Linked DNA regions of Homo sapiens: region 2 is linked to region 1. Evidence: read pairs that join two places in POLR2A ChIA-PET (ENCODE). Cell type or tissue: Panc1. All regions are shown on one strand. Links, peaks and the distances in the headings refer to the core of each region. The heading gives the core; the rest is flanking DNA.

Region 1 (8,175 bases), core at 1,736-5,735:
ATATCCTTATCTTAGCTATTTTGCTCAGTTTCTTGTTTATATTTTATGATTTCTGTTATAATAGTTGGTTTTTCAAAGGCTTTTAGATTTTATGCAGTTAAATGTAATTTTGTATGGCTTCTGGATCCATAGGCATTTCTAAAATAATTTCTCATGTTTACCTTAGCACATTTTCAATTTTATATTTTATATTTAAGTATTTTATTCATGAAAAAGTTATTTTGATATACATTATAAGTTAAGAATCAAGATTTTAGTTCCTAAATAAAAAGCTCAGTCAACTCAAAAGAGTTTGTTAAATTAATCTTATTGTTGCACTGCTTTAAAATGTTATTTTGATTATTTATTAAATATTTAAATATTTGTGCTTTTCTTTATTCTGTTCAAGTACTCTGTTTCTTCTTGTGCCAGTGCCACAGTTTTAGAATTGCTATAGCTCTTTACATTATGATGCATAATTGAATTAGTCCCCATTCATTACTCATCATTTTTCAAAGTTTTCCTAATTATTCTCAAACAAATCTTAGTGTTAGCTTTGTTATCTTTCCAAAAAATGCTGCTGACTTTTTAATTGAGATTTTATAAAAGTATATTCTTTATTTTTAATAGGATTCATTAGTCTAATACATAGAAAATATAACTATTTTTAGTTTCTATGTAGAAAAGCAGTTTATTTTTACAGATTAATTTCATATTCAGCCTCCATCATACTGAAACTTACTGTAGTTTCTAAGACTTTTTAAAGCTAATTTATAAATGTTTTCCAGGTATAAAATCATAAAATCTTCTAAAATGATAGTCTTCCTCTTGTTTTTCAGTTTTTACACTTATATTTTATTCTACTCTCCAGTTAAATTTTCTAATATTTGTGTTATAATGTTAAACAGTAGTGGTCCTAATGACATATTTTTATTGTTTCTGATTTTAATGCCACTTAGACAAATGGTCCTCAAACTTTAGCATGGAACAGTTCATACAAAGGGCTTGTTAAAACACAGATTGTTGCTCTCCACACCAGTCTTGATTCTGTAGGTGTGGGATGGGGGCAAAGCATATATATTTCCAACACGTTCTCAGGTGCATCTGACACACTCGGAACAAGGCCCCACTTTGAGAACTACCATATGTTATCAGGCTCTTTAGTATAAAGCTGACTTTTGCTTCAAAATATCATGTACTTTTGATAATGTTAAGTGACCCTTTATTCTTTTTTATTAAGAGTTTTGTCAGAAATGAATGTGGGAGTTTTTCAAATGACTTCTGGGAATTCATAGAGCTGACAATATTGTTTTATTTCCTTTTCCTATTAACGTGATAAATTTCAATAATAGCTGTCCTAATACTGTAAAACCTTAGCATGCAATAAATTTGATAATGGCATTTTGCATTTTAATATGTTACTACTACATTATAATTGACACTGTGAAGTTTTTTGTAAATGTCATTGAGTTTTCATTACTATATTTTTCTGCATTGTATATTGATGTTAAAAATCATTCCATAAATATAATTTGAAATATTTTCTTCTCTACATATGTTCTAGAAGTAAAGTTATCATAGTAAAGTTATCAGTTTCTTGATGTTTTGATAGATTTCACTAAAGACATTTTTAGGATTGGCATTCTTTGTTATTTTCTTTTGTAGGTAAATACTGATAATTTTTACTTTTCTTAAAAAACCAATTGCTTTAGCAATTAAACATACCTCTAAATAACAAATGGATTAAGAATAAGTCTCAAGATAGGTTAAAAATATATTGAACTAAATAAACATGAAAATAGAACATCGAAATTTGTGTGATTAGCAAAAGCAGTCTTTAGAATGAAATTTTTAGCATTGAATGTATGTATTTAAAAAGAAGAAATATCTAAAACCAACAATCTAAAGAAAGGCAATATACCCCTAAAGCAAGCAGAAGAAAAGTAATAATAAACATTGGAGCATAGCACAATAAAATTAAACACAAGACATTAATAGAGAACATCAACAACACAAAGACCTGGTTCCTTGAAAAGTTCAAATTCATAAACCTCCAGTCAGGCTAATCAAGTGAAAAAGAGAGAAAAAATTAATGTTGTCAGAGATGAAAAAAGAGCAATGACTACTGATACCATGGATATTAAAAGCATAATAAATGAATGTTATGAACAATTGTATGCCCACAGATTTGATAACCTATATAAAATGAGCCAATTCCTCCAAAGGCACAACCTACTAAAGTTTACCCAATGAGTAATAAATCATCTGAATATGCTCATGTCTATCAAATAAAATACAGAATAATATCTCTCATGAATATTGATGCAAAATCCCCAAGAAAATATTAGCAAACCAAATTCAAGAAAGTATAGAAACTATTATACACCACAACCAAGTGGAATTTATTACATGTATGCAAGTCCCGTTCAACTTTAGAAAATCAAATAATGTAGTCTATTGTATCAATAGGCCAAAGAAGAAAAATCAGATGATAATATTAATAGGTGTTGAAAAGGCAGGTGATAATGTTGAATACTCATTCCTGATAAAAACCCTTAGCAGACTAGGAATAGAGGAGAAATTCCTCAAGTTGATAAAGAAAATCTACAAAAAACTATAGCTAACATCATGCTCAATGGTCATAATTTTCATATAACATTAGGAACAAACCCAGGATGTCCTCTAACACTATTCCTATTCAAGATAATACTGAAAGTATTAGCTAATGCAATAAGATAAAGAACTAAAAAATACAAACTATTTTTATTTGTACCTAATATGTTTGTCCATGTAGAAAATCCCAAGGAATCAACAGCAACAAGAAAACTCCTGGAACTAACAGATTATAGCAAGGTTGTAGGATGCAAACCTAATACACAAAAGTCAGTTCCTTTTGTACATGACAACAATGAGTTATAGAAATTTGAAATTTAAAACACAATGTGACTTATTTTAGCATGAAAATTTAAAATTAGAAAAAGAAATGCTAAGATGTACATTTTAAAAATTATATACCAGATTGATATGAACAAACCTACCAACCCTGAAAGAAATCAAAGAATAACTAAAAAATAGACATTTTATGTTCATGAATAGAGAGACTCAATATTGTTAAAATGTTAGTTCTTTCCAACTACATCTATAGATTCAACACAATCTTACTCAAAACCCCAGCAAGTTATTTTGTGGATATCAACAAACTAATTTAAGTTTATATGGAAAGGGAAAGACACACACTAGTCAAAACAATAGTGAAGAAGAGAAAAATAAGAGGACTGACACTACCCTACTGCAAGACTTGTTATAAAAGTACTTTGATAAGGACAGTCTGCTATTGGTGAAATTATAGGCAAATAAATTAATAAAACAGAATTAAAGTTCAGAAATAGACCCACACAAATACTTAAAATAATTTAGTCTTTCCAGGAAATGGTGTGAGATAACATGGACATTCAAGTGCAAAAACAAAAGCAAACACACACACACACAAAAGAAAGAAATTTATCTAGACATAGACCTTAGACCTTTTATAAATTTAACTTAAATAGATCATAGAGATAAAGATAAAATTAGAAAAGTATAGAATTTTTGAAAGATAATATAGTAGAAATATCTAAGTGATCTTGGGTTTGGTAGTGAATTTTTGGGTATAACACAAAAAGTATTATCCATGAAAGAAAAAAAATGAAAACTTAGACCTCATTGAAAATAAAACTTCTGTTCTGTCAATCACACTCCTAAGAGAGTGAAAAGAGAATCCACAGGCTGGGAGAAAATATTTGCAAAAGATACATCTGATAAAGGATATGTATCCAAAATATACAAAGAACTCTTAAAACTCAACAATAAGAAAGCAAACACTGCAGCTGGATGCAGTGGCTCACATCTGTAATCCAAGCACTTTGGGAAGTTGAGGCAGGTGGATCATGAGGTCAGAAGTTCAAGACCAGCCTGGACAACATGGTGAAACCCTGCCTCTACTAAAAATACAAAAATTAGCTGGGCATGGTGGTGGGTGCCTGGGAGGCTGAGGCAGGAGAATTGCTTGAACCTGGGAGGCGGAGGTTGCAGTGAGCCGAGATCTCGCCACTGCATTCCAGCCTGGGTGAAAGAGTGAGATGCCGTCTCAAGAAAAAAAAAAAAAAAAAAAAGAAAGCAAACAATGCAGTTTAAAAATATGCAAAAGATCTGAACAGACACACCTCCAAAGAAGATATACAAATAGCAAATAAACATATAAAAATGTTCAGTGTTACATATCACTAAGGAATTTTAAGTTAAAACAAAGAGTAACCACTACACACCTGGTAGAATGGCTGTAATCTGTAAAACTAACACATACCAACTGCTGGTAATGGTGCAGGGCAACAGGAGCTCTTATTCATTGCTTAGGGATGCAAGTGGCATAGTCACTTTAGAAGGCAGTCATGTAATTTCTTGCAAAGCTATACATAGTCTTATCATACATTCCAGTAATTGAACTCAGAGGTTTTTACCCCAGTGAGTCGAAAACATGTATCCACATAAAATTCTGCACATGAATATTTATAGCAGTTTTGTTAATAATTGCCAAAATGTAGACGCAATAATGATATTCCTTTAATAGGTGAGTGGGTAAATAAACAGGAGTACAACAGTACAACAATTAAAACACATGAGCTACCAAGCCATGAAAAGACACGGAGGAACCCTAAATGTATATTTCTAGGTGAAAGAAGCAAATAGTCATACCTAGTCTATGATTCCAGTTATATGACATTTTGGAAAAGGTGAAACTATGGAGACATTTAAAAGTTCAGTGGTTTCTCAAGGGTTGGGGGAAGAAATGACAGATGCATATGTGAAAGGGGATTTTTAGGCTGGTAAAAGTACACTGCATGATACTATAATGGTGAATATATGGTGTACATTTGTCAAAATTCATAGAACTGTACAACACAAAAAGGAAACCCTGATGTGAACTATGGACTTTAGTTAATGTTTAGAAACTGCTTGTAATTACATTCCCACATGAACAAACAATATGTAGTAATTTATGTAAAAGCACATATGTATGTACATGTGCGTTAAAAAAGTATGAAAACATAGTGACTATTATCTCCACCTGAAGAGATTTGGAATCATTTTTATCCATTTCCTTATGCTTTTCTGTATTGCTTATTTTTCTGTTATTATTTCATTTTTATTAATATGAAAATAATCTGGGCTGGGCTTGGTGGCTCATGCCCGTAATCCCAGCACTTTGGGAGGCTGAGGCAGGTGGATCACCTGAGGTCAGGAGTTCGAGACCAGTTGGGCCAACATGGTGAAACCCTGTCTCTACTAAAAATACAAAAATCAGCCAGGCGTGGAGGTGGGCACTTGTAATCCCAGCTACTCAGGAGGCGGAGGCAGGAGAATCGTTTGAATCAGGAAGGCAGAGGTTGCAGTGAGCTGAGATCGTGCCACTGCACTCCAGCCTGGGCGACAAGAGCAAAACTCTGTCTCATAATAATAGTAATGATAATAATAATAATAATAATCTGATTTCCTTAAACTATCAAAATAAATACTAATTTAATGGCCTCTAGTAAAATATTGTAGGCATAGATCTGAATGTAAGAATAGTTTATATAGATTGTTCCTAGGCACCTAACAATGAATCTGTTACCTACTAATTCCTAGGCACCTAACAGTGAATCTGTTATCTACTAATTTATTCATAGAATCTGAATAAAATAATAGTTTATATAGTTTGTTCCTAGGCACCTAACAATGAATCTATTATCTACTAATTCAAAGTGTATGCTATTCCTGCAATATTTTACTTCCTCTTCAAGATAGATTTTATTCTATTTATAAGTGAGTTTGTTCCTAAGGGCATAACTTTAAAAGGGAATAAAAATGTGCTCTTCTATAGTATTTTCTTATTTTGATAGATATATTTGTTATTTGTGAAAGGCTTTCATTTCACTTATATGTGGCAGTTCAGTTGACATTAATAAAATAACACTTTACTTTTTACTCATTATTTTATAGTATGCATAATCTGTTAGGTTATAAGCTCTCCTAGTATTTTCTTGGTTTCTTTTGGGATATGAAATATTTCTGCATAATTCTTATGACCTATCGTAAGAAACTGACTTGTCTTAAGAGAGTCAACACTGCCATATTTGTTCTTTGCCACTATTCTTACACATTAGTAACTTTCTACTATTTTTACTTTACAAAGCATCTTTTGTTTCTGTCACATTTAAGATAAAATCCAGATAAAGCAATCCTTGGTTTCAGCATTAGTTAATTTCTAACAACAGTAAAATCAAATAGTTTCATCCGCAGGTGTATTTGTTTTTCACATTTTCATCAACCCTGAGGGAGGAACACAAGTAAAGTCTTGCAACATTGCCACAGTGTGTTATTTATATTCCCACTGGGTACCATTCATCCTATTTCAGTTAGAGCCAACTATTTTCTAACACATTTAGATCGTTTTATAATTGTATTCTTACATGATTTACTACCATTCTTTGGTTTAATGGGGCTTATTTTAGGTCTGGTATTGAAGATAGAACATAATATTCCTTTTTCAGGTAACCAAAATATGTATTTTAGCTATTTAATGTAGTTGTTTGTTGTAGAGATCATGGTACCTTCTAATGGATATAATAATTGTTTTAGGATAGGATATTCTTATTTTTATGTGAGTAAATATTTAATAACCAGCTCTTTGAAAGGAAAGTAAAATGGCTCTGATTTTTAGCATTAGAGATTTTCCTTATGTACGTAGTTCTATTCTGGCCTATTTCAAGATACCAAAGTAACATTAAATGGTTTTGAACAATTCTGAACATTGAACAATTGGCACTCACAAGTTAGTTCTGCCATGCCATAGCGGGCTCCTATATTTCAAATGTGATCTGAATGTTGGAAAGACTTAGACTGTTCGTACTTCAGCTTATCTGAAACCCAGGATTTCTATTTTGGAGGATCCATATTCCAATTTGGTCCTTGTGATAGGTTTGTTTTATGCTATCCAAACTGGCAAGGATCTTTCCTGTTTTCCTGCCATCTAGCTATTCTAATACAATTAATTTAATAGATTAATTCTAACTTACTGTTATGTAACATATTGTTTTCTTTATTTTCCAAAAGCATGACTTAGACAAGAATCTTCATATATGATTTTATATTTTGGTCCAAAAAACAATTGCATGAGAGCTATTTCTTACAAATATTCTTACAAAATAATTTAAATGTATAGACTAAGGAGGTTTTGGGATTAAAATAAGAAGTTGGAATTTTTATCTATACTACTTTTTATTATTACCCCTTAGGATAAAATATGTTGTCAAAGTTATTCTTCTTTCTCTGAATTATAACCAATAGTGATTACTTTAGCTTTGCACATTTTCACAATTTTATCATTTTGCTAAGCTCTCTAAAATTAGAAACATTTGTCTGACTAAGGATTTTAAAGATCCATCTTTAATTTGTTCAAGTTCCATGAGCCAGCATGACGCTAATGTTTGACTTAGAAGGAAAGGGGTAGGGGTTGTAGCTGGACACTGGATTCACTGATAGGATCCTCAAGAAATAGTCTAAGAAAACTCCTGGGTGGATGTCTGGTTTTGCTTAGGTAGATGATTACTTGGACTGGCACTATCTTTGTTGTACGAACTTTGGCTAAGAACCTTAATGCAATCTTTTAATCACCTTCTATCTGATTTTGGTCTTCTATTTCAACCTTTGTATTCCTTAAAGCAATAGTGCTGAGGTATCCATTGAATATCATCTTACAGGATTGATTAAACAGAAATCAAAAATAATTTGGAGAGCTCTCTGTTGATTTCTGGTATCCTCACTTTCATTTCTGGATCTAGGTTGTATCTATGATTTCTTTTACTCTGTACAATATTTATGACAAAAATCTACTTAAGTGTGACACTAAACTCACCATCACCAACAATCAGATAGCAATGTGAAGCCTTGGGAAATAAATTTAGTATTTCTAAATATAGTATTTTACCACACATGCTTAACAAAGTTTATATGACCTCTTATGACCACAGAAAGTACAACATAAAATGATATGAGCATAGGAAGTAGATATCTACAGGATACGTGATAGCAATCTACAAGCCTGTAAATTACTATTTTTTTGAGCTGATAAGGAAAAAGAAAATTTGTTCACTTTGGTAACCAAGGAAGAACAATAAA
Region 2 (8,175 bases), core at 2,654-6,653, 170 kb after region 1:
TTTTATTGGGATAAATTCAAAGGAAAGCAATTGCTGGAGGAAAGCAATTTGCTAAAAAGCAAAGTTTACTTTTTAAAAAACTGCCAAATTATTTTCAAGATTGACTATATGATTTTATATTTCATCCATCAATGTATGAGATTTTCTTTGCATCCTTATCTGCATTTGTTATTTTCAGCATTTTTTATTTCAGCTGTTTAATTAGGTGTGCAGTGTTATATTTTTGTGATCTTAATTTGCATTTTTCTATTAGCTAGTGATTTGCACATCTGTTTATGCATTCATTTGCTAGCTATATATCCTCTTCAGTGAAATGTCCCTTCATATCTTTTGCCCATTTCATATTTTCATTGACTTTTTACTGTTGAGGTGTTTATTTTTACTGTTGAGGTATTTAAATTATTTACATATTCTAGATACTGTTCCTTTATTGGATATGTGTTTGTGAATATTTTGTTCCAGTCTGTAGATTTTTTTTTCATAATCTAAACAGGGTCTTTAATAGAAAAATGTTTTAAATTTTGATAAAGTCTAATATTTTTATTTCTATTACAGATTATACATTTGGTTTCATGTCTAAGAACTCTTTACAAAGCCTTAGTCTGAAAGATTTTTTATGAAGTTTTTTCTAAAAGTTCCATAGTTTCATGTTCACATTTACATCTATGATTCATGTTGAATTAAATTTTGTAAAAGATATGAGGTTTATGTTGAAATTTGTTATTTTGCCTGTGAATATCCAATTGTTCCAGAAACATTTATTAAAATCATGATTCTTCCTCCATTGAGTTGCTTTTGCATTTTGGTCAAAAATGAGTTGGCTGTGCTTTTGGAACCATTTTTGAATCCTCTGCCTTTTTCCATTCCACTTTGTGTTTATCCTTTTGTTAATACCATGAATATTGGTAGTCATATAGTAAGTCTTGAATTTTGTTAGAAAGATTCCTCCTGCTTTATTCTTTTTCAAAATTGTTTCAGCTATTCTTATTTCTGTACCTTTCTGTATATTTTAGAAAAACCTTGTCTATCTGCATCAAAATAAAAACTTGCTTAGATTTTTTGAGGAATTTCCTTAAACCAATGAATCAATATAAAAAAATTACAGCTTGCTATGTTGAGTCTTCTAATCCATAGACTCAGTATATCTCTCCATTTATTTAGATCTTATTTCATCAATGTTTTCCAACTTTTAACATTAAAGTCTATACATATTTTGTTATATTTACATGTAAGTATTTCATTTACTAAGTGATTGTAAAATGTATTGCATTTTTAAATTTTGGTTTCCACATCCGCATTGCTAGTATATAAAAATAGAATTAATTTTTGGATACTGCTGTTGTACACCTGCAGCATGCTAAACTCAATTCTAGGAGTTTCTTTGTAGATTTCTTAGGACGTGTTATATAGATAATAATGTCTCCTGTGAATAGGGACAGTTTCTTCCTTTCCAATCTGTATGGTTTTATTTTCTTATCTTGTTTTATTGTAGTGTCTAGAACTTCCATTATTGTATTAAATGGCATCTTTGTCTTGTTTGCAATCTTAGAGGAAATATATTCAGTTTTAAATCATTAAGTATGATACTGCTTGAAGGTTATCTGTAGAAGTTCTTTATCAAATTGTGGAAGTTACCCCTATTTTCCTGGTTTTTATCATGATTGGGTGTTGAATTTCTTTAAATGCTTTTTCTGTGACACTTGATATGATCATTTGATTTCTGTTGCTGAGCCTGTCAATATGATGAATTAAACTGATTGAATGTTTAATATTAAACCAACTTTGTTCTTCTGAAATGAATCCCATTTTGTCACACTGTATAGTTTTTTTACAAATTGTTGAATTTTATTGGCTAATATTTTGTTAAGGTTATTCGGATCTACATTCATGTGGGATATTGGTCTATAATTTTCCCTTTTTTTGTATTGTCTCTTTCTGGTTTTGGTATCAGAATAATAATTTATAAAATAAATTCAAAACTGTTCCCTCTTTCATTTTCTGTAAGAGATTAAGTAAAATTTGTGTGAATTATTATTTAAATACTTGATAGAATTATGTAGCAAAAATACTTGGTCCTGGAGACTTCTTTTTAGGGAAGTTTTCAAATTAATATTCAATTTCTTTAATTTTTACAGGGCTACTTAAATGACCTAAATATTAATTAGGTATTACTAATTAAATATTAGGTTAGTTGTGACAGACTGTCCCTTTTGGGGCACTAGTCCATTTCATCAAAGTTGTCAAATCTGTGGGTTCTGCTTTGATTGTTTGTCTCCTCCAAATCTCATGTTGAAATATAATTGTTGGTCAGGTGTGGTGGCTCACGTCTATAATCCCAGCACTTTGGGAGACCAGAGTGGGAGAATTGCTTAAGCCTGGGAATTCAAGACTAGCCTGGGCAACATAGTGAGATGCTATTTCTACAAATAATCAAAAAATTAGGGCAGGCACGATGGCTCACATCTGTAATCCCAGAATTTTGGGAGGCCAAGGCAGGCCAATTGCTTGAGCTCAGAAGTTCGAGACCAGCCTGGGCAAACATGGCTCAATCCCATCTCTACAAAATATATATACATATAAAAAGAAAGCCGAGCATAGTAGCAGGTGTCTGTAGTCTGAGCAACTTGGGAGGCTGAAGTGAGAGGATGGCTTGAGCCCAGGAAGTGGAGGTTGCAGTGAGCCGAGAACATGCCACTGCACTCCAGTTTGGGTGACAGAGTGGGACCCTGCCTCAAAAAAAAAAAAAAAAAAAAAAAAAGAAAAGAAAAAGAAAAGAAAAGGAAAGAAAACAATCAAATTAGCCAGATGTTATAACACATGCCTGTAGATACTTAGGAGGCTGATGCAGGAGAATTGCTTGAGCCTGGGCAGTCAGGGTTGAAGTGAGCTGAGATTGTGCCACTGTATTCCAGCTTGGGTGACAGAGTGAGAACCTGTCTAAAAAAAATAAATAAAATAAAAAAGAAAGAAATATAATTGTTATTGAAACAGTATTAAGAGGTGAGACCTCTAAGAGGTGATTAAGCTATGAGTGTTTCATCTTCCAGGTTTGGATTGGTGCCATTATAAAAGGGTAACTTTAGCCCCTTCTTGCTCTCTCTTGTCCTCTCGCCTCCTGCCATATAAAGAAAACACAGCAAGAAGGTCCAATACATTTATGTTCATTATAAATTTCCCAGGCTGCGGTATTCTGTTATTGCAACACAAAGAGAGGACTAAGACACTGCGCATTGTTAGTAGTAGTAGTTTTTTTTTTTTTTTACTTTACTTTTGATGTCTGCCCAGTCTATAGATATATCCTGTTTGTTTGCTGATGTTAATTTGTGTCTTCTTTCTTTGTCAGTCTTGCTAGAGGTTGATCAATTGTATTGACATTTTCAAAGAGACAACTTTTTGTTTTATTGATTTTCTGTATTGTTTTCCTCTTTTCAATTCAGTTATTTCTGCTTTTATCTTTCTCATTTCCTTCCTTCTGCTTGCTTTGGGTTTATATTACTCCTCATTAACTAGGTTCTGAGATTGGATCCTATCTTATTGATTTGAGACATTTCATCTTTGCTAGTATGAACATTTAGTACTATAAATTATTCTTTTTGCCTGCTTTAGCTGCATCCAACACATTATCATATATGGTGTTTTCATTTTCATTTGGTTCAATGTATTTTCCTATTTCACTTGAGACCTTCCTTTTTGACTCCTGGCTTATTTAAAGGTGCATTATTTAGTTACTAATGTTTAGAGATTTTCCTGTTGTCTTATTGTTATTGATTTCTAGTTTGGTTACATTGTGGTCACAGAATATATGCTAAATGATTCATTTTAAAAAATGTGTTGAAGTTTTTCTTTTGGCCCAGCATATGGTTTATCGTGGTATCTATTTCATAGGCACTCAAAAAAAATTTTGTTTTCTGCTACGGTGGATAGAGTGTTCTATGAATGTCTATTAGATTGCATTTATTCATGGTATTTTATTGTACTTCTATGTTAGTTGATTTTCTGTTTAATTGTTTTATTGACTGTTGAGAGAGAGGTGTTAAGTTTACAATTATACATATGCATTTATTTCTCCTTTAAGTTCTATCAGTTTTTGCTTCATATATGTCTTGTTTCTGTTTTGGTGCTTAGACCTGTAAGATTTTGGTGGTTTGTTTGTTTGTTTGTTTTAGATACAGGGTCTCACTCTGTCACCCAGGCTGAAGTGTAGTGGCACAAAAATAGATCATTCTAACCTCAAATTCCTGGACTGAAGCTATTCTCCCACCTCAAGACTTCAGCATCCCAAATAGTTAAGAATTCAGGTATGTGCTGCTACACCCTGCTACTTTTTAAAACTTTTTTATTTTTTTTTAGAAGAGATGGAGTCTCACTATAGTGCATTGGCTAGTCTTGAACTATAGCACTCAAGTGATCCTCCCACCTCAGCCTACCCATACCACTGTGGTGTGAGCAGTCACAACCAGCCTATCGCTGGTAATTTTTTACTCTAATGTTAATTTTATCTGTTATTGATATAGCCACTCTTGCTTTCTTTTGATTAATGTTGGCATGACCTATCTTTTTCCATCCTTTTACCTTCAACTTAGCTGTTATAAATTGTTATATCTGAAGTAAGTTCCTCTTTGACAGCATATGTTTGGGTTACTTTTTTCCCACTCTGCCAATAACTGTCTTAATGGTTTATTTAGGCCATTTATAATTAATATAATTATTGATATGTTAGGGTATAAGACTGCCATTTTATTAATTTTAATTTTCTGTTTATTCTTTGTTTTTCATTTTTCTGTGTTTTTTTCTGCCTTTCTTTGGGTTATTTTATTATTCTTTAGAGTCCCATTTTAATTTACCTGTAGGGTATTTTTTCTTCTGTCTTTTTATGTATTTTTTAATGGGTTCCTCTCAGTGTTATATTAATATACAAAATTTATCACAGTGTTGACATTTAATCAGTTCAAGTGAAGTATAGAAAATTTAATTTAGTATATTCCATTTGCCCTTCTCTAATATAACTGTCTTACATATTTTCTCGCACATGATGTAGTGTTATAATTATTATCTTACATGACATTTATCTCACATGAGATAGTGTTATAATTTTTGTTTTAATCACTGCACATAAACTGAAAACTTAAAAGGAGAATTGAAATGTATTATATTTTCCCATCTTTATACTCAGTTGATTGTTCTTTCTTCCTGATGTTTCCAGATTACTTATTTGATCATTTATTCCTGTTTTGAAAACTTCCTCTAGCCATTTGTATAGGATGAATCTACTGGTATTAAATTCCCTTAGTTTTCTTACATTTGAGAATTTTTGTATCTTCCCTTTATTTTTGAAGGATATGTTAGGTGGATATAGAATTTGGAGTCAACATTCCTTTTCGTCCAGCACGTGAAACATGCTGTGTTACTCTTCCTAATCTCTGTTATTCCTGTTGTGAAATTTTCTGTGTCTTTCTCACTACTTCCACAATTTTTATTCTCTTTTATTTTTGCACATTTGATTATGCTGAGCTTTAGCATGCATTTTTGGATGTATCTTGTTTGGGGTTCTCAGTTTTAAAAATAGATATCTGTATGTTCTTTGGCAAAGTTGGGAGCAATTTAGCTCTTATTTCTTCAAATGCTTTTTTATCCCTACCCATTTTCTCCTTTCTTTCTGGTACTCCAATGGTAAAAATTTTAGATATTTTGTGATAATCCCACTAATCCTTAAGGACCTTTTTAAAGCCCATTTTCTCTCTTTTGTTCAGATTGGGTGTTCCTCTATGTCTTTCAGTTTATTTTTAGTTCTTTCCCCTCCATTCTGCTATTGAACTCATCCACTTAGCTTTTCATTTCAGTTGCTGTATTTTTCAGTTATTTTCCATTTGGTTATTCTTTGTATCTTCTATTTCTTTGCTGACATCTTCTCTTTCTTTGTTGATTTTTTTTTTTTTGCCAAGTGTGTTTAAGATTGATTAATTACTTGCTGCTTGTTGAATGATTTATGTGATGGCTGCTTTAAAATCCTTGTCAGATAATATTAAAATCTTTATAATCTTGGTGTTGACAATTATTGATTGCATTTTAACATTCCAGTGGAGATTTTTCTGTTTCTTGATACAATGAGTGATTTTTTAATATAAGCCTAGCCATTTGGGGGTATTTTATTATAAGAATCTAGGTCATATTTAAATTTTCTGTTTTCACTGTTCACATCAAACTCTGCTCCAGGTAGAGAAGAGGCATGTTTCTACTATGTTATTGCCAGGTTGGTGTGGAAGCCTAAATTCTCCATTTAGCTTCCATTGACACTTGTAAGTGGAGGACTTCTAGTTATTGCTGGATGGGGGAGGATAGAGTTTCACCTTCTAGTATGCTCAATCGATACCATCCTGACTGATAGAGAGAAGTGTAGAGAAAGAAGTACCTCATTACTGCTCCCTCTGTGGCCTCTATGTTTTGGAGGGACACTTATTGCTGGTTAGTAGTAAAATTCCTGACTCTCCACTAGGCCACCTTGACATCACCCCAGTGGGGAAAGAGAAGATGCCCAATTACCTTCCAATGGGAACTTCTTACATGCTTTCCACTGTCACCATGGGAAAGAGGGTAACTTATTACTGCTTAGCAAGGAATAAGTCTTTGTATTAATTTTCTAGCACTGTGATAAGAAAGTACTACAGATCAGGTGGATTAATTTTCTCATGGTTCTGGAGGCCAGAAGTCCATGATCAAGTCTGCAGAAGTGTTTCTTCTGAGGCTCCTCTCCTTGACTTGTGGATGGCTGTCTTTTTGCCTTTTCCTTCTATGTGTTCACATGGTTTTCATTCTGTACACCCCCATGTCTGGTACCTCTTTGTGTGTCTCATTCTTCTCTTCTAGTAAGGAGACCAGTCATATTGTGTTAGGGACCATCCTATTGGCCCCATTTTAGCTTAATTACCTCTTTAAAGACCCTGTTTCCAAATGTAATCATATTTTGAGGTATTTAGTATTGAAGCTTCAACATATAAATATTAGGGGGCACAATTTAGCCTTGAACCATGCCGTTGTCTCTTTTGGCCTTCTCTGATAATACCCCAACATGAGCATTAAGATGCCTTGTTACAATATGTCTAGGGTTAGAGTCTAGGCTCTCCATTTAGCCTTGCTGGTAGCATTGGCATTGGAACCAGAGCTTTTTCCTGTGGTATTTGACTAGAGAATAATTATTATCTAACAATTTGCTGTCTTGCAAGGCTGACTCTTTCCTGGTCCCTTTACTTGGGATATGTTGAGAAAAAGTTTGCATGAGGAATATTTTGCTAAAGTCTCCTACCACAACTGGTTCTAAGCTACACTTAACAATGTTTGGCTCTAATCAGCATTTTTCATATCTTATGTTTAAATACTTTGAGTGCCTTTCTTAAGTCATTATTCCATAATTATTTCCTCTGTTTCTTCCTGGTGCACATAGTACAACAAATACACGTAGCTTTATATTCCTCCACCAGTGAAGCTGATAAAATATCAAACACTCCATATAGGACAAATCAAGATGACATTGACAATTGCAGTGACACCAATAATTTACTAAAGAAGAAGAAGGAAGCAGTCTTCCCTGGACTGAGCATTTTACATGTATTATTTTATTAAATACTCATGCAACTCTAAAAGTAGTTAAGATTACATTAAAAACTTAGAATGTTTTGGTGTGAATTATTTCTGTATTTTTAGTAGCTAATGGTCCTAACCTGGAATCAACTGTTTGCTATATGCCTTCTGTTGGTGCTTACAAATTCCTTCTTTGTTCTTTTCCATTCATCTCTCTGCCCTGGGAAAGGGAGGTGATCCTGTGAGTCTGGCATCAAGGTACTCTCTTGCCAATGAATGAGAAATACTGGCAGGATATTAGAGGATGGGAAGAGAATGATGTTCATGTATTTATTCCCATGGTCTGCTCTCTGTCAGTTGCTGCATAGTGTTTGTATCTCTGTACCTAATGTCACAGCTCTGGTTGGTTGGGTTTTGGGAGCTCTCTTCAAACAGATGCTTTTGCTGGATTCCAGTAATTGTTCTTTACCTTTTCCTTTCAAGCCAAGTATGCTAAGTGCTTCTATTGTTGTAAACCCCATTTCTTACTGGTTTCCCTTCTTATAGGTTTCCCTTAAGCCTATCTACAATGTTCTATATAGCCTCATTCATCAAAATTTC

Evidence for each region. Peaks named below come from ENCODE experiments on the same cell type or tissue, not always from the same donor. Only the 100,000 strongest peaks of a DNase experiment are listed, where the experiment ranks them.
Region 2: POLR2A ChIA-PET joins it to region 1 with 5 read pairs; 2 of 35 experiments call an interaction of 5 or more read pairs at or near these places.

The regions. Positions count from the first base shown.
Region 1 is chr6:140,277,062-140,285,236 of GRCh38, forward strand. No RefSeq gene overlaps it. Among named protein-coding and RNA genes, the nearest start is that of MIR3668, 76 kb to the left of the region's middle. In Panc1, for the core only: no CTCF peak of the experiment used is centred there; no DNase peak of the experiment used is centred there; H3K27ac peaks cover 654 bases.
Region 2 is chr6:140,450,382-140,458,556 of GRCh38, forward strand. No RefSeq gene overlaps it. Among named protein-coding and RNA genes, the nearest start is that of MIR4465, 230 kb to the right of the region's middle. In Panc1, for the core only: no CTCF peak of the experiment used is centred there; no DNase peak of the experiment used is centred there; H3K27ac peaks cover 398 bases.